2 separate regions of the Homo sapiens genome follow, and region 2 is linked to region 1. A link is an interaction called in ENCODE POLR2A ChIA-PET data of the cell type or tissue named here. Cell type or tissue: PC-3. All regions are shown on one strand. Each heading gives the region's core, and the rest is flanking DNA. Links, peaks and the distances in the headings are about the cores only. Region 1 overlaps LINC00971 (long intergenic non-protein coding RNA 971). Region 2 has its middle 1.2 Mb from the start of LINC00971.

Evidence for each region. Peaks named below come from ENCODE experiments on the same cell type or tissue, not always from the same donor. Only the 100,000 strongest peaks of a DNase experiment are listed, where the experiment ranks them.
Region 2: POLR2A ChIA-PET joins it to region 1 with 15 read pairs; 2 of 35 experiments call an interaction of 5 or more read pairs at or near these places.

Annotation. Positions count from the first base shown.
Region 1 is chr3:84,816,411-84,825,915 of GRCh38, reverse strand. All of the region lies in intron 8 of LINC00971 (long intergenic non-protein coding RNA 971), which reads left to right. Among named protein-coding and RNA genes, the nearest start is that of LINC00971, 48 kb to the left of the region's middle. In PC-3, for the core only: no CTCF peak of the experiment used is centred there; a DNase peak (open chromatin) is centred at 4,835.
Region 2 is chr3:83,646,067-83,655,571 of GRCh38, reverse strand. No RefSeq gene overlaps it. Among named protein-coding and RNA genes, the nearest start is that of LINC00971, 1.2 Mb to the left of the region's middle. In PC-3, for the core only: no CTCF peak of the experiment used is centred there; no DNase peak of the experiment used is centred there.

The DNA of each region.
Region 1 (9,505 bases), core at 550-8,549:
ATTTCATTTTACCTTTAAACTTGGTTTTAAATTGTGAAAATAATACATAATATAAATATTCATTTAGAACAACAATTGGTAATAAGTAGAAGTTACTTCACAATGGCACTAGCAGCGTCATAAGACCATTCCCTGAATGTAAATACTTTAAAACAATTTCTTAAGCATCTTTTCAGATAATTTATTTGCACGTATCAAGGTTTCACAAATAAATGAGATTATATTGTCACACTGTTGTGCAATTTGATTTTAAAAATTAACAGCATATTATATGCTATATCTTTTTCCATAGTATAGTTAATGCCTAATATATTTAACCATTCTCCTATTCCTTTAACTTTCCTTCTTCTCTTCCTTTTTCATTATTCTTCTTTTGTATTTATTAAACGAACTATGTAATGAGTAGCACTTCACATATATCTTCGTGTATATGTTTGAAATTATGGGTGGATGAATTCCCAAATATGGAATTGCTAGCTCTTATGGTATACACTTTTAAAATAAAAGATTGAACGAATTTAAACTTCCACAAAAATGTTTGTGAATGCTTAATTCTTCTAGAGTTTTGTCAACATTGGTTATAAACCCTAGCTTAATTGGTTAGTGTTTCAAAATATATATATCTCATTGGTATTTTAATTTGAATTATGTAAAGTGAGTGAAGTTGAGCATATTTTCCTCTATTAACTAGCTATTCGTATTTATTTTTCTTTGAACTTGGAGTTTGAAATTACATAAATCAGCTTTTACTGTGATAACAAACAATCCCATATCTCAGTATTTTGTGACAAAACACATTTGTTTCTTGCTCATGTTACATAAATACATGGTCTACTCTGGCTTTGCTGGGCTTAGCTCTGTAAATCTTCTCATTTTGAAACACAGGTAACAGGCATAGTCACTATCTACAATTTCTAGTTCTCATGACTGGGGAGCAGAGCAAGAAGATACCTGTCAAGATACACAATAACATCTAAAGTGTCTGTTCAGATGGGGACTTTGGAGTTGTGACAATATATCCTTTTAAATTAGATTGAAAAAATAGATCACATAGCCAAGACCAAGTTCAATGGCGTATAAAGGCATGGAAAAAAACGCGGAGAGAAAAAAAAATTATTGTGAAAACCTAATGAAATTTACCATTATGGTCTTGACATTTCTCTATTGGTTAATTTTCTTGCTTATGTATTTATTAAAAACAATCTTTGTATATTAAGGAAACCATTCCATTGTCATATTTGTAACACTTTTTTATGCAAATCTTCACGTATGTTTGACTTCTATAGTCATTTTTATGCTATAAATTTTTAGAACATTACATATATTATATATAATAAATGTATAATATAAAAATTCCATAGATAATATATATTTTATATAAAACATTAACGTTTATAAATCATATTTATTTATAATATTGTTATATATTATATATAAATTATATATATATAATTTAAAAAATATAAACTTTATTTAACACTTACTTTCATGGCTTCTGGTCCTATATTATGTTAGAAAGAAAATCTCTCCTCCATGACTATAAGAAACAGCAAAATGATGAATTGTTAAGTAAAATAAATCTACATGCACACACAGACACACACTCACACATACACACCCAAATTTGGCCGGGTGCGGTGGCTTACACCTGTAATCCTAGCACTTTGGGAGGCCGAAGCGGGGTGGATCACGAGGTCAGGAGATTGAGACTATCCTGCTAACACGGTGAAAACCCGTCTCTACTAAAAAAAAAATAAAAATAAAAAATTAGCTGGGAGTGGTGGTGGGCGCCTGTAGTCCCAGCTACTTGGGAGGCTGAGGCAGGAGAATGGCGTGAACCCGGGAGGTGGAGCCTGCAGTGAGCCGAGATCGTGCCACTGCACTCCTGTCTGGGCGACAGAGGGAGACTCCATCTCAAAACAAACAAACAAACAAAAAACTACACGAAATATATATCTTGATTATAATTTGTACAGAATATCTTTTAAAGAAACATGCATTTAAACCCAGGTAATTTCCATCCTTCTATTATATCTAAACTAAACTAATTAGAGAAAAAGTATCTCTCTGATCCTCATTTGTTAAGATGACTTAATCAAGTTTAATAAATTTTTTTTCTAGACCTTTATATCTGTTTATCTGCATCGATATGTTTCTTGTTTTTTTCCACAGAAGTTTAATACAATTCCTAAACATGCCATAAAATTCAAATACCTAAATCACTCCGTTTGATTTATTTTCAACAAATCTCTTCTTGACATATTCTATTTTCCAGAAAACACCATATTTCCTTGTTTCTCCTGGATCTGGACATATATGTATATAAAAGCACATATATAAAGAGGTAGATATTAATATCCATGTTATTAATCACGTGTTTAACATTCTAAAACTGAAGTGCTATGGTGACTTGATTCACATAGTTCAATGATGTCTGACAAAGTCATTCACTTCCACATACTTTCATATAGTATAATTCAAGAGAAGTTTAAATCATGTTCTCACCTGGAAAGGGCTTATAATTTAATTCAGGTAACAAGTACATATATCAACAATTAGTGAATTATATAGGGCTTTAAATAATAAAATTATATTATTATATACAAAGTAATATCAAAACCAGCACGCATTAGAGCTGTCAATAGAAGCTTTGCTGGAGGAAGAGGCCCAATTTTAAAGATGGATAAGATCTAGGTAGACGCTAAAATTATAAAAGACTAAATATAAACATTGGGTAAAAGGACAGGATAAGCAAAGGTAAGGTAATGAGAAAAGGATTAGACTTTTAGATACAATAAATAATGTCTACACTAACCTGCTTGCTGAAGACTGGAAGTGTATAATATTAAGAAACAGTAGATACAGACCAACTTCTGGCATGTTGATATGAGGCGTTCTGTGGACCTTCTCCCTAGTGAAACTGATAAAAAATATTTTTTAAAAAGATACAACAATTTAAAGCCATGGACATGATCTTAAGAGCATACAATAAATGAAGAAACATCCAGTCAAGAAAATTAACAAAAATTTGGTAAGAAAAGTCAGAGTCAATGGTATTTAAAACAAAATTACTTCTTCCCAATCCCCACCTGCAGCTGATAATGCCACCCCAAACCACTACATTGGAGATCACAGTGCTTTCTTTCTACCCTGCTCCCCATCACAGGGTTTTGTTGTTGTTGTTGTTGTTGTTGTTGTTTTCCCTGGGAAGAGCAGGATGTCAGAATTTCTCATCCTTCCCCAGCTGCCTGCTCAGTCTGAGTTTTGGGAAAGTGCACTTGAAAAGTGGGGACTCCTTTGCTAAAACTAACTCTCACTCTGTCTTTGGCACATTATCACTAAGAATATGGGGGCAGAAACTGCTTTTGACAAAATTATAACAGTGAGAGAAATTTAACATAACACTTTACTGTTCTTCAAAACTCACAAGTTGACCACGTTGCTCACTGCTGTATGTAGACCAAGCTAACTATGGGAGGAATTTGGTTTCTAGCTTAATTTTAAAACAAATATAATAATGAGATTGTTTATTCTCAGTACTAGTCCCTTCCTTGCTTTAGGACTGAAACTGTCTATATAGCATTAATGAAAGCCTACAAAGCTAGAATTGTGGTAAAGGCCTGAATTTTGTTAAGACTTAGGCAGAAGTTCAGTGATAACCAGCCATTGTTTGTTTGCTTTTCCATAATTGCTTACAGCTCAGAAAGTCACCTAACTAGGGGTTACAAGATTGAAAACTTCTCCAAATTACTCCTATGGATAGGGTCACTATTGCAACACCTAAGACTGATGTTCAAGTTATTTTTCAGACCTTGCATTCTGATGAACCAACTGACACCAACCAGACTTGTGTCCCATACCAAGGAACTCACTCAACTGGTCCTGTGAACCCCACCCAGAAACTGATTCAGCGCACAAAGACAGGTTTGACACTCCTATGATTTTGCCTATGACCCAACCAGTCAGCATTCCCCATTCCCTAGCCTGTCAAAATATCCCTAAAAAAAAAACTTTAACTTCTGAATTCTTAGGAAGGCAGAATTGAGAACTATCTCCCATGTTCTCATTTAGCTGAATCTGTAATTATTAAACTCTTTCTTTACTGCAAACACCTGCTGTCTCTGCGTATTGGGTAATTCTGTGCAGTGGGCAAGAAGAACCCATCCGGCTGCAACAGGGCGCTGATCATGCTTTTCGTTGCTTGTAAAGTGGTGATTCTATGCCAGGAGAAGCAAAAAGAGAAGACCTCAGGCTTCTGCCTGCCTCTAGTGAGTGCTCAGTTCCTGAAGCATGGGTATCACTTAGACTGAAGAGTGGCATTGTCCCCACCCTCAGATCTAGAGCCCTGACTCAAAGGTTTTGCCTGGGGGAAGAAGCAGGACCTAAAGCTGATAACTCCTAATTTCTTCCCAAAGTCCTGACTTCATTTGCAGCAAGATGTAAAGGCCAAGCCAATAGGTACGCTTAATAACAGTGGACATTGAGGTTGAGTACAACTGAAAAGTGATTAGCAGATTTGGTGAAGGTATGGTCTAAATTTGTCCCAACCAGTTTGCAAGAGAGAGTGGGAAAAACCTACTGGGAGAATTCCTTCTGGGGAAAGCATGAATATCAAATGTGGACCTAAAGAGTTGTTCCTTCAAAGGAGTGTAAATTTGATTGAATTAATATCTAGAGCAATTTAGGCTTTAGAAAATTGTTGAAAACAATAGAACAGTCACTCAGCAATTATTGGAGCTTCACAGCTGGTTGTGGTCAGGGAAAGCAGCAAAAAAAGCCCTGCCAAAAAAATGGTCATTTCAAGGTGACTAAGCTGCAGTTTCCTGAGGAGCATCATCCCAGGTTAAACATAGCCATGGTAGGCAGTGGGGTGGGTGGGGGTGGGAGGTAAGGGGGAAGAGATAATAGACCAGTTCAGCCAGTCACTAAACAAATAGACAAACATGCAGCAATAACAAGCCAACCCTCTCAGTGGGGTGAGGGGATTCCAAGTGTTGGTGCAATATAATATCTAAAAAGCCTACTTTCCAACACAAAATTATGAGACATGCAATAAAACCAGAAAATATAATCATACACTTAGAAAAAGCAGGAAATAGAAGCTGTTGATGAGAGCAACCAGATGTGGGATTTAACAGGAAGAGACATCTAGATATTATAAATATTTTCAAATAACTAAAACTAAAAGAAATAATGATTAAAGAAGCAAAGGAAGATGTAATCACTACGTTGCCTCAGAAAATATAGAGAAAAATTATTGGAAAAAAATCTGGAGTTGAAAGTATAACTAAAATAAAATATTTACTAGGGTTGATGAAGAAATGATTGGAATCGGTGAAGAAAGAATTAGCAAAATTGAAGATAAATCAGTAGAAATTATGTAATCCAAAGAATGGAGAGAAAAAAGAATGGAGGAAAATGAACAGAGCCTCAGAGAATCCTTTAAATACTCCAATATGCATAATAGGGTTTGGCTGTGTCCTCACCCATATCTCATCTTGAATTATAACTCCCACAATTCCCATGTGTCATGGGAGGAACTCTGTGGGAGGTAATTGAATTATGGGGGTGGGCCTTTCCCACGCTATTCTCATGATAGTGAATGAGTCTCTCAAGATCTGGTGGTTTTAAAAAGAAGAGCTCCCCTGCAAAAATTCTCTTTGCCTGCCACCATCCACATAAAATGTGACTTGCTTCTCCTTGCCTTCTGCCGTGATTTTGAGGCCTCCCCAGCCATGTAGAACTGTGAGTACAGTTAAACCTTTTTCTTTTGTAAATTATCTAATCTTGAGTATGTCTTTATGAGCAGCATGAAAATGGACTAATACAACACACATAATAGCACTACCAGAAAGAGAAGAAAATGAAGAGAAAAAAATTTGAAAAAGTAATGGCTGAAAATTTCCCAAATCAAAGAGAAATTAGACAATACTTTGATATAAATAAAACTGAAGACACATCATATCAAAATGTATCAAATGCAATTACAGCAATACTTAGAGGGAAATTGATAGTTACAACTAACTATATGCAGAAAAAAGAAAGATCTCAAATCAATAATCTAAACTTCTATCTTACTACACAAGAAAAAGAAGAGAAAACTAAATTGAAAGCAAAGAAAACAATAAATATTAGAGCAGAAGTTAATGAAATAGATAATAGAAAAACAAACAAAAAAATCAATGAAACCAAAGTTGTTTCTTTTAAATGGTCAATTAAAATAACAAACTTCTCGCAGGATTGACTAAAACAAACAAACAAACAAAATGAGAGAAAGCACTTAAAGTACTGGCATGAGAAATAAAAGCGGGGGAGACATTATTACAGACCTTATCCGAATATTATGAATATTGCATATGTTGAAAAATTAGATAATTTAGATGGATTGCACACATTCCTGGGAACATGCAAACTCTAAAACTGACTTGAGAAAATACAATATGAATAAAACTATAACAAATAAAGTGTTTGAATCAGTAATAAAAGGATTACCCACAAAGAAAAGACCAGGCCTAGATCCTTCAGTGTGAAATTATTCCAACTATGTTAAGCAGACTGAATTCACCAATTCTTCAAAAAATCTTTCAAATAATAGAACGAGAGGAAAAAGTTGTAATCTTTTATTATTTTATTTTATTATTATTATACTTTAAGTTTTAGGGTACATGTGTACAATGTGCAGGTTTGTTACATATGTATACATGTGCCATGTTGGTGTGCTGCACCCATTAACTCGTCATTTAGCATTAGGTATGTCTCCTAATGCTATCCCTCCCCCCTCCCCCCAACCCAAAACAGTCCCCAGAGTGTGATGTTCCCCTTCCTGTGTCCATGTGTTCTCATTGTTCAATTCCCACCTATGAGTGAGAACATGTGGTGTTTGGTTTTTTGTCCTTGTGATAGTTTGCTGAGAATGATGGTTTCCAGTTTCATCCATGTCCGTACAAAGGACATGAACTCTTCATTTTTTATGGCTGCATAGTATTCCACTGTGTATATGTGCCACATTTTTTTGAGGCTAGACATACCAAAATCATAAAAAGACTTTGCAAGAGAAAAAACATTCAGACCAATATTTCTTATAAATATGGATACAAAAGTCCTCAACAAAATAATAGCAAATCAAATCCAGCAACAAACAGAAATAATTATACTTCATGATGTGATCCAAAAGTATCTGAGACAGATTTCAATCAATTTAGAAAGTTTATTTTGCCAAGATTAAGGACAAACCTGTGACACAGCCTCAGGAGGTCCTAAGGACACGTGCCAACGGTAGTTGGCTCACAGCTTGGTTTTATACATTTTAGGGAAACAAGAGACATTAATCAATATGTGTAAGAGGTACATTGGTTCTGTCCAGAAAGGCGAGACAACATGACTCAAAGTTGGGGAGAGTGGTAGGGGTAGGACTTCCAGTTCATAGGTAGATAAGAGACAAATTGTTGCATTCTTTTGAGTTTCTGATTACCCTTTCACTGAAAACACAATTTACATATGAGGAAGATAGAGGAATAGTCACTTATGCCTTAGTCTGGCTTAGTGAATCTGCATTCTTAAATAAACAAGAGGACAGAGGAAGCAAACAGGCATATATTATTTGTCTGGGTGAGCAGAGGGATGACTTTGAGTTCTGTCCTTTGTCCTGCACCTGTGAAGATAATCTATCAAATTACATTGCCAAGGTGAAATTCAACAGATCTGTTTTAGGGCAAAGATTTTTGAGGCCCCCAAAGAATTTCCTTCTTCACAAATTGTGAAGGAGGTATGGTAGCTTTTTAATTTTTATAGCTGTCTCATTTAGAAATAAAATGGGAGGCAGATTTGCCTGATGCAGGTCCCTTTGGCTTAGTGATTTTAGGGTCTTGAGATTTGTTTTCCTTTCACAATGACTAAGTTGGATTTATCTGAGAAATGCAAGGTTGGCTTATCTAGCAATCGAGTAATGTAACATATCATATCAACAGATTAAAAAACAAAAAAAATACCCACAAGATTTTCTCAACAAATGTAGAAAAAGTACTTGATAAAATCAAATACTCTTTCATGAAAAAACTTAGCATAGAAGAGACTTTTCTCAACATGGAAAAAGGCAGATACAAAAAATCTGTAGCTAACATCATACTTAATGATGAAGGCTGGATGTCTTTTTTTTTTTTTATAAGAGCGGGAGCAGGATAAGGATTTTTGTTCTCACTAGTTAACATTTAACAGTACTGGAGGTTCTAACCAGGGGAAGGGCAATTAGGTAATGAAAAAATGCATTTGGATTAGAAAGGAAGAAGTAGAACTATCACTATTTGCAGATAATGTGGTATTTTATATAGAGAAACCAAGGAAATTCACTAAAAGTTATTAGAATTAATAAATAAGGCCAGGCACGGTGTCTCACACCTATAATCCCAGCACTTTGAGAGGCCGAGGCAGCCGGATCACCAGAGGTAGGTGTTCAAGACCACCCTGGCCAACGTGTTGAAACCCTGTCTCTACTAAAAATGCAAAAATTAGCTGGGCATGGTGGCGGGTGCCTGTAATCCCAGCTACTGGGGAGGCTGAGGCAGGAGAATCAATTGAACCCAGGAGGCAGAGGTTGTGGTGAGCCAAGATGGTGCTGCTGCACTCTAGCCTGGGCAACAGAGCGAGACTCCATCTCAAAGAAAAATAAATAAATAAATAAATAAATAAATAAATAAATAAGTTCAGCAAGAGAGTAGCACACAAAATCAATATGCAAAATAAATTGCATTTTTAAAATTGTGATGACTGATTTTATGTGTCAACTTGACTGGGCCATGGGATTCCCAGATATCTGGTTGGACATTATTTCTTGGTTGTCTGTGAGGCTATTTTCAGAGGAAACTAGCATTTGAATTGGTACTGAGTGAGGCAGGTGGTCCTCCCCAGTATAAATGGGCACAACCCAATCTATATGAGGATCCAAGTAAATCAAAAAGGTTGAATTTTCTCTGCCTAACTGCTTGAGCTGGGATCAATATCCTGTCCTAAGTGCTCCTGATTCTAGGTTTCAGAATCAGACTGAAATCTACACCATCAGCTTGCTGGCTCTCAAGTCTTTTAAATATACCATAGGCTTTTCTGGTATAGATGGCAGATTATGGGACTTCTCAGCCTTTGTAACTGTGTGAGCCAACACCTTACAATAAATATCTTTCTCTCTCTATTTATTATTGTACACAGAAACCACTGTACTCATCAATTGCTACCTTTGACCAACTCAAATTCAGCATTTTAAAAAATGGATAAATTTCCATTTCTTTGGAGTTTTTGTTTACTCTTTTGTGGGTATTATATTTGTACAACTTCTTGAGAGCATGTTTAAAGTCTTTTAAATTAATATAATGAGATAAGAAACTTTTAATAAACAACATTATAGCACACATTATAGCATACATTACTTGAAAATTTCTCCTGTATATCACTGGCCACTTTTAGTTGCCTATAGCTAACTGAACAGTTATTAAAAATTCCCAAAAGAAATGAGCTG
Region 2 (9,505 bases), core at 410-8,409, 1.2 Mb after region 1:
TACCAGGTAGCATTGAATCCCATCACTAATCTATTAAGTTACTGAAGAGCCTCTTTTGAGAAGACACAGAACGTTATTACTGGCTAGATATCTAAACTTTAAAGGCGTAAGGAAAGGTACTGAAGAGAACAGCCTGTCTCTGGTCCAATCTTTTCAAGAAGGAGTTTTATAATCTGAAGCATATTTTGCATTTCTAATTTGGGAAACTCTTTAATACCAATGGCTTGATTACAATTTTCATATAAAATGTAATATGATATATGAATGCAGGCATGCTGTGACAAAGTGTCTTACAATGCCTGAATAATAATATTTCAGGAGTAGGCTGAGTCATTTTATGAGACAGAAATTCCACATTATTATTCTTATAAATATAAAATAAAGAAATAAAAGCCTATGGACATCTTGATTAGCATACTTCATTATTTATATATTATCATAAATGTATATTATTTTTATCAAGCTTATCATAAGAACAAATTCAAAGATCATAAGATTGCAAAAGTCAGATCATAAAAAATCCAGAGTGAACAAATAGCTATATTCAAAGGAATGGTATCATTCCTTTGTATAATAATAAGAATAATAATTCATATGATTAATTTACATGAAAAATCATAGTGAGTTGAAAAAGAACTTCCTGTCTATGTGAAATATAAATTGTGAAGTTGCTAAAGAGGAAAGGAAGAACAAAATCTGAATGAAAATTACAGAGTTAAATATATGAAAATTATGCTTAAAAACTGAACCAGTTTTGCTTTATATAAAAATAAATATTGAAAAAGATTTCTCTGTGAAGATGTCATCTATTTAGAAGTCATATGTTTTACCATTTTCATATGTCAATTAAAATACTTTAAGAAATAAAACAGAAGATAAAAACTTTATCAGAACACCCCAAACCTAGGCCATCAATTAATCTGTTGGAAATACTAAGTATACATCACTAAAAATAAATTGAAAGTTGAATCTCATGTTACATTTGACATTTGCATGCACTGTTGCAGATTATCCTTTCTAACCATTGTCTTTTATTTTTCTCGTTTACCTTATCTGGTTCCAAGACTCTGAATCCAATCATTTCTTGACTCAATCAGGATGTCCAATCTTGGATATGCCACTTTTTAGTCTTTCTGATTCTCCTCAAATCCCTGCTTTTAAAAAAATCCTGACTTAGATTCTGTTGTCCATCATTACATTGAGTCTATCAACAGCTTCTTTGTCCCTTGCTCCAAACATTCTACTAAACTGGCAAAAATCCTAACCTGATTAAATCTATTATTCCTCTCAAATTCTATCTAGGGAAAAAATAGAAAATGTTGGTTTTACTATAAGTTCCTGCCCATATAATTTCAAGTAGTCTAAAAGCCTAGAAGCTTGTGTGTATTCCTTAGTTTCTCAGCTGTTTTAATCGCCTATTTTACTCTTTAATATTTTCCCCATTCTTCTCCAACCTCCAACATCTATTCCTCCCTGCTTTATCTCAAATATTTACCTTTATTCTTATTTTCTAAAAGAGTAACAACAATCATAAAAGATTTTTTCTATATCTTCATTATTAAGCCTACAATATACCTCCATCTGCTATTCATAAACTTTATTTTCCTTCTATTAAAACAATGAACCTTTCCTATCTAACCAAAGACTACTCCTCAACTTTTCCCTTTTTGTGTGTGTTATCCCCATCAGTTTTAGAACATCAGTTTATAGAACATGATGTCAGCTGTATTTAATGGAAAATATTCTTTAAAACCACCTCCTCTTCCAAGACCTGTCTTGTCCCTCTGCTCACATTAGCACTAAAACTCTTCAAAATAATGATATTGACAGCTTTCTCCATTTTCCTTATTCTTATACTTTTATTAATCAATGCCCATCAGGTTTGCAGGCTACCATTTTGTTAAAATAAACAGCACATAACAATATAATTAATGATCCTCACGTGAAATTTATGATTTATTTTTATACAGTTGTTTCAGCAACATTTGATACTGTCGACATACCCCCCTTTTTTAAACTTCTTCCTTTGGATACTGAGATATCCTGAGTCTTGTGTCTCCTTTAATCTCAAATGCCTTTTCTTCTCAAACCTTTGTGTTTATTTGTACTCAACTCAATTTTTATATGTCCCCTGGATGAATGACTGGTTTTCTTCTGTATGTAGATACATATAGAAGAATGATATAGTATCTGTTATATCGTTCAGCATTATGGCATTAAATAAGCTCTAGATATGATGGTTCTTGCATTTCTATCTCCAGTGCAGACCTCTTTTGTGAACTGCAGAAAGATACTCAGTCCCCTACTCAGCATTCTATCTGGATGTTGTATTTATTTGATTAAAGACCAAGCTGTTGTAAAGAGAACATCTCAACATGTACTATTGTAAATCTATACAATTGCATTACCTACCCACATTGTAGTCTAGAGATGAGCAATCAGATTATATTCTACAAGGTCAAATAAGGCACGGTTTTCTTCTATGTTGTTTCTTCACAGTATCAGTTAAGGGTGCTTTCCCCATGTGCATGGCCAAAGCTGTGTTACTGCCCTGCCTAGATTTTAGGAGGAAAGAGTAAAAAAGATAAGAACATTCTTACTTCAATACAGGGGCGAGAATTTACACATATCCCTTCTTCATACATCTCTTTAGATATGTGGCCTCACCTGGATTGAAAAAAAACGGTAATTTAGCTAAAATAGGGTGATTCAGGGATTCTGCTATATAGGGTTAGTGTATTTGTTGATTTGAATAAAAAATTCCCACTGACAACAACCAGAAAAGCTGACCAAGATTGTTAAAATATTGATGCAAAGAATCTGAGAGTTAAGAAAGCAGCAAAGATGACAAGATTTGAGACTAACATATAAATTTATAAGGGTGAGCCTAGCATTGAGTCTGTCTTTCTTGTATGGGAATCTTTCATTTCAAAAATAAACTAATTGATCAGAGGTTAAGAATCTAGTTGAAACTTTTGAGTGTCTGGTAGGAATAGGAGGAATACAGTTAGACTGCAAATATAGAAAAATTATGAAACTGTGTACTTTGAGCAGGGAACATGAGAGGCCACAATTTAGTGGCAAAGAAAACCAAAAGTAAAGTTGATGGAGAGACTGATATGAAGCTTCAGTTACTTAAGCAGCTTCTAAGATATAAATGTAAATTCTCAAATAAAAATATTATCCAGACCTCAGGGTTTTTTTCTTTAATTTTTGTACATATATGAAAATTAATCAACCCTGCCCCCCCCCAAAAAAGGACCATATGCATTTAAAACAAAGAGAAACCACAGATAAAAGAAATTTATAGAGCAAGAAAACAGGCTCACGAGGCAGAAGCTTCAGTAGATATTATTAATATGTGTAAGACTATAAAATACTGAAAAAGCTCATAGAGGACTGGAAGCTCCTAAAGAGCAAACCAAAATTCTACAACAGAAAAATTAAAACTTGAATGAAGGTGTTTGACAGCTAATTAGAGTTCACCGAGGAGAATGTAGTAAACTTGAAAATATTACAAGAAAATAATCATACAAATTTCAAAATCACAGAATAATGAAAATACAAAAAAGAACAGAATAAATATAGGTAATATTGAAAAGAGACTTAGAGATCAAGTGTATATGGAGTTAAAGAAAGAAGAGAAGGTAAAAATACCCAAGGAGATAATGGTGAGAGTTTTCAAAAGATGATGAAAAGGACAAGGCCACAAAGCTCATGTACAGTGAAGAAACAGTGATGAGAATTAAAAAATATCCTGACCTGATAATAGTTGCATTAAAAAATATGGCTTATTGTATCTTCTAAAGATATTCTTGTAGGAAAATGTATAGCCTTAAATTCACAGATTGCAAAAATAGGCTAAAAATAATTGAAGCAATCATCCTTCCCAGAAGGTAGTAATAAAGAGCAAAATTAACCACAGAAAAGAATAGTGGAATAATGTAATAGAATAATAGAATAAAAGAAATAATAAAAACAAGGTCAGATATTAATAAAAGGGAATATAACAATAAAATAGAATAAAAAGGCCAAAAGTTGGTATATTCAAAAAACTAATAACATTAATGAGATTGGCAATTGAAAAGAGCAAGCATTGAGTAATATCAAGAAAAAAAAAAAGGTGTTACTACATATCTTCCTGATAGTGAAAAGACAGAAAAACAATATTAGAGAAAAATTGAGCCAATATCTTTGAAAATTTAGATTAAATAAACATATTATTAAAAAATAAGATTGGAACAAAATATAATAAGCCTGTTTATTATAAAATTAAATATTTAATAAAAATATTCCTTGAAGAAAATATCAGTCCCAGATGGCTTTACTGATAAATTGTACAATGAAGTAAGAATTAATTATTGTTAATGTCATGCAAATATATCCAAAGAAGTGGAAAATATAAAACTCTCCTCGATTTATGATTCCAGAGCTAACTTGATATAAAAACTTGGCAAGTATATTTTGAGAAAAGAGAATAATATGCCAGTTTCATTGATGAAAATATATTAGATAAAATGTGATATATAAAAAAGCCTCACGACAAGATTAAATTTTGATATGGTTTGGGTGTATCTCCACTCAAATCTCACCTTGAATTGTAGCTCCCATAATCCCGAAGTGTCATGGGAGGGACCAGATGGGAGGTAATTGAATCATGCGGTGATTTCCCTTATGCTATTCTTGTGATAGTGAGTAAGTTCTCAGAAGAGCTGAAGGTTTTATAACGGGCTTTCCCCATGTCTTTTATTCTTCTCCTTCCTGCCATCATGCGAGGAAGGACATGTGTTTGCTTCGCCTTCACCAAGATTGTACGTGTCCTGAGGCCTCCCTAGCCATGCTAAAGTGTGAGTCAGTTAAACCTCTTTCCTTTATAAATTATCCAGTCTCAGGTATGTCTTTATTAGCAGCTTGAGAATGAACTAACACAGATTTATGCCATAATCAAAAATATTTTAGAGGTGGGACCAAGATGGCAGACTAGAAGCTGCTGTGGTTGGAGGCTTGCACTGAGAAGAACCAAAACAGCATGCAAATCCTGCACCGGCAACTGAGGTATCCAGGTTTTATCATAAGGACTGACTAGGCAGTTAGTGTGACCCACGAAAAACAAGAAAAAGCAGGGTGGTATGTCAGTCCACCTGAGAGCCACATGGGGCAAGGGGAGCTCCCATCCCCAGCCAAGGGAGGTGGTGAGTGAGCGTGCTACTGAGACTGGGAAAAAGTGCTTTTTCCATGGATCTATGCAGCCCACAAATCAGGAGATCCCACTCATGAGCCCATACAACCAGGGCCTTTAATCCCCACCCCAGAGCCACACAGATTCTCAACAGCCACTTGGCTGGATTCTGTCTAAGGCTACAATTCTGTCTAAGGCTACCAATTGTCCAGGAGGGGCAGCCATCATTACTGCTACTGCCAGCTGCATAAGAAAACTGAGCATCTTGCGGGAGGGATGACAGCCATCACAGTGGCTGCTAGCTGCCTAAGATACTGAACTCTTGGGAGAGAAGGGCAGCACCCATCACTACAGCTCCAGGTGGCTGTTTTATTCCCTGCTGGTGCTGAAGAGACTGGACAGCTTAATCCCAAGAGGTATTCCACACAACGTAGCACACCGGCTGTGGCGGACTGTGGTCAGACTTCCTCGTCAGGCCGGACCCTAACCCAACCTTCCTCACTGGATGAGTCCTCCCTGCAGGAGCTCCAGCAAGTCCAGCCAGGGGAGTAGGGACAGAATTCTTATCTCCCTCGGCCTGAGCCCCTACGGAGAGGGGTGGCCATGATCACGGACCAGCAGACTTAGTCTTTCCCCTTGCTAGCACTGAGGAATCCAGGCAGCACAGATGAGCAGGTTTCCCCCAGTGCAGCACACCCCCTTCACCCAGGGACAGCCACAGTGCTTTCTAAAGCAGGTCCTGGATCCCATGCCCCCGGAATGAGTGAGACGCCCTATCAGGGGTCACCAGACACCTTATACAGGAGAGTTCCTACTGCCATTGGGTCAATGCCCCTGGAGGACAGAGATCCCAGAGGATGAAGGAGGCACCCATCTTTGCTGTTCTTCAGCCTCCTCAGGGGACGTCCCCAGGTGCAGGAGGGACACAGATGAATAGAGCCTGAAGGGAACCCCCAGCAAACTGCAGCAGGCTTAGAGAAGATGGATCTGACTGTTGAAAAACAAACAAATAAACAAACAGAAAGCAACAACAACAGCAACAACAAAGTCCCTAGAAAAACCCTATCCAAAGGTCAGCAGCTTCAAAGATTGAAACAAGACAAACTCATGAACTTGAGAAAGAATCAATGAAAAAAATGCTCAAACCACAAAAGGCCAGAGTGCCTCTTCCCTTTCAAATGATCACACCACCTCTCCAGCAAGGGTACAGAACTGAAAGGAGGATGAGAGAGACAAATTGACAGAAGTAGGCTTCAGAAGATGGGTAATAACAAACTTTTCTAAGATAAAGGAGCATGTTCTAACCCAATGCAAACAAGCTAAGAACCATGATAAAAGGTTACAGGAGCTGCTAACTAGAAATAACTGGCTTAGAGAGGAACATAAATGACATGATGGAGCTGAAAAACACAGCATGACAACTTTGTGATGCAAACACTAGTGTCAATAGGTGAATCAATAAAGCAGAAGAATGAATATTAGAACTGGAAGACAGTCTTGCTGAAATAAGATAGGCAAACAAGATTAGAGAAAAAAGAATTAAAAGGATCAAACAAAATCTCCAAGAACTATGGGACTATGTAAAAAGACTGAATTTACGACTGATCGGAGTACCTGAAAAAGATAGGGAGAGTAAAATCAAGTTGGAATACAGACTTCAGGCTATCATCCAGGAGAAGTTCCTCAAGCTAGAAAGACAGAACAACATTCAAATTCAGGAAATCTAGATAACCCTAGTAAGGTGCTCCACAAGAAGATCAACCCAAAGACACGTAATCATCAGCTTCTCTAAGGTCGACATGAAGGAAAAAAAATGTTAAGATCAGCCAGAGAGAAAGGCCAGGTTACCTACAAAGGGAAGCTATTCAGACTAACAGTGGACCTCTCAGCAGAAACCTTACAAGCCAGAAGAGAGTGGGGGCCAATATTCAGCATTCTTAAAGAAAAGAATTTCCAACCAAGCACTGCATATCCAGACAAACTAAGCTTCATAAGGAGAGGAGATATAAAATCCTTTTCAGACAAGCAAATGCTGAGGGAATCTGTCACCACCAGTGCTGCCTTGCAACAGATCAGAAGAAAACACTAAATATGGAAAGAAAAAACTGGTACTAACCATGGCAAAAACACACTGAAGTACAAAGACCAACGACACTATGAAGAAACTGCATCAACTAGTGTGCAAAATAACCAGATAGCATGATTTCAGGATAAAATACACACATAACCTTAAATGTAAATGGGCTGAATGCCCTAATTAAAAAACACAGAGTGGCAAGTTGGATAAAGAGTCAGGGCCCATTGGTGTGCTATATTCAAGAAACCCATCTTGCATGCAAAGACACACATAAGCTCAAAATAAAGGGATGGAGGAAGATCTACCAAGCAAATGGAAAGCAGAAAAAAGCAGAGTTTGCAATCCTACTTTCTGGCAAAACAGACTTTAAACCAACAAAGATCAAGAAAGACAAAGAAAGGCAATCCATAATGGTAAAGGGATGAATTCAGCAAGAAGAGCTAACACTCCTAAATATATATGCACCCAATACTGAAGCACCAGATTCGAGACCTACAAAGACAGTTAGACTCCCACACAATAATAGAGGGAGATTTTAACATCCCACTGTCAATATTAGACAAATTGTCAAGACAGAAAATTAACACGGATATTCAGGACTTGAACTCAGCTCTGGATCTAGTGGAACTGAGATATATACAGAACACAACAACATATGCTGCCCCAAAACAACAACATATACTGCCTTCTCAGTGACATATGGCAGTTACTCTAAAATTATTCACATAATTAGAAGTAATACAATCCTCAAGAAGTATAAAAGAACCAAAATCATAACAAACAGTCTCTCAAACCACAGTGCAATCAAAATAGAACTCAAGTTTAAGAAACTCACTTAAAACCACACAGTTACAAGGAAATTGAATAACTTGCTTGTAAATGACTCCTGGGTAAATAATGAAATTAAGGCAGAAACCAAGAAGTTCTTTGAAACCAATGAGAACAAAGAGACAAGGTACCAGAATCTCTGGGAGACAGCTAAAGCAGTGTTAAGAGGAAAATTTATAGCACTGAATACCCACATAAGAAAGCTAGAAAAATCTCAAATTGACACGCTAACATTGCAACAAAAAGAACAGGAGAAGCGAGAGCAAACAAATCCAAAAGCTAGCGGAAGACAAGAAATAACACAGATGAGGGCAGAACTGAAGGAGATGGAGACATGAAAAAGCCTTCAAAAAAAATCAATGAATCCATGAGCTGGTTTTTTGAAAAAAAATAAAAAATAAAAAAATAAATAGACCACTACCTAGACTAATAAAGAAGAAAAGAGAAGAATCAAATAGACACAATAAAAAATGATAAAGGGAATATCACTACTGACCCCACAGAAATATAAATAACCATAAGAGAATACTATAAACACCTCTACACAAATAAACTAGAAAATCTAGAAGAAATGGATAAATTCCTGGATGCATACACCCTCCCAAGACTAAACCAGGAAGAAGTTGAATCCCTGAATAGACCAATAACAAGTCCTGAAATTGTGGCAGTAATAAATGGCCCACCAACCAAAGAAAAGCCCAGGACCAGACAGATTTACAACAACATTTTACCAGAGGTACAAAGAGGAATTAGTACCATTTTTCTGAAACTATTCCAAAGAATTGAAAAGAAGAGACTTATACTTAGCTCATTTTGTGAGGCCAGTATCATCTTGAATACCAAAACCTGGCAGTGACATAACTAGAAAACAAAACTTCAGGCCAATATCCCTGATGAACGTTGATGCGAAAATTCAAGTCTTTGAATTTGAGTTTACCTATATGGGGAAAGCCTTGCGATCCTATTACTAGTTAATATAAATCATTGGACAAATTAGATTTCTCCAATAATTGTGCGATTAGCAAAGCTAAGAAATATTTGTTCTTATATTTTCATGCTTTTATGTATGATATGAGAATACATTTGGTTTTAAGTAAGGGGATGATATATCACCATCTAAACAGTACTGTTTTCAACTTCATTAAGTCAATATGACTTTCCATTTACCTAAATTTTCTTTAATTTTGTTCAACAATGTTTCATAGTTCTTGGTATACATATTTTGTACTTCTTTGTTAAATTTATCTATAAGTGTTTCATTGTTTTTGATGCTATTAGAAATTAAAAGAAGTATTTGCTAGTATTAATTTTCATAGTTCTGAAAAATAGTTCAAAAAACAAAAACGTCATTTGCCTGTATGAATATGTTCAATTGTTGTGTCAATTACTGCTGTTTTATGTTTTGTCTTCTAAACAATTTG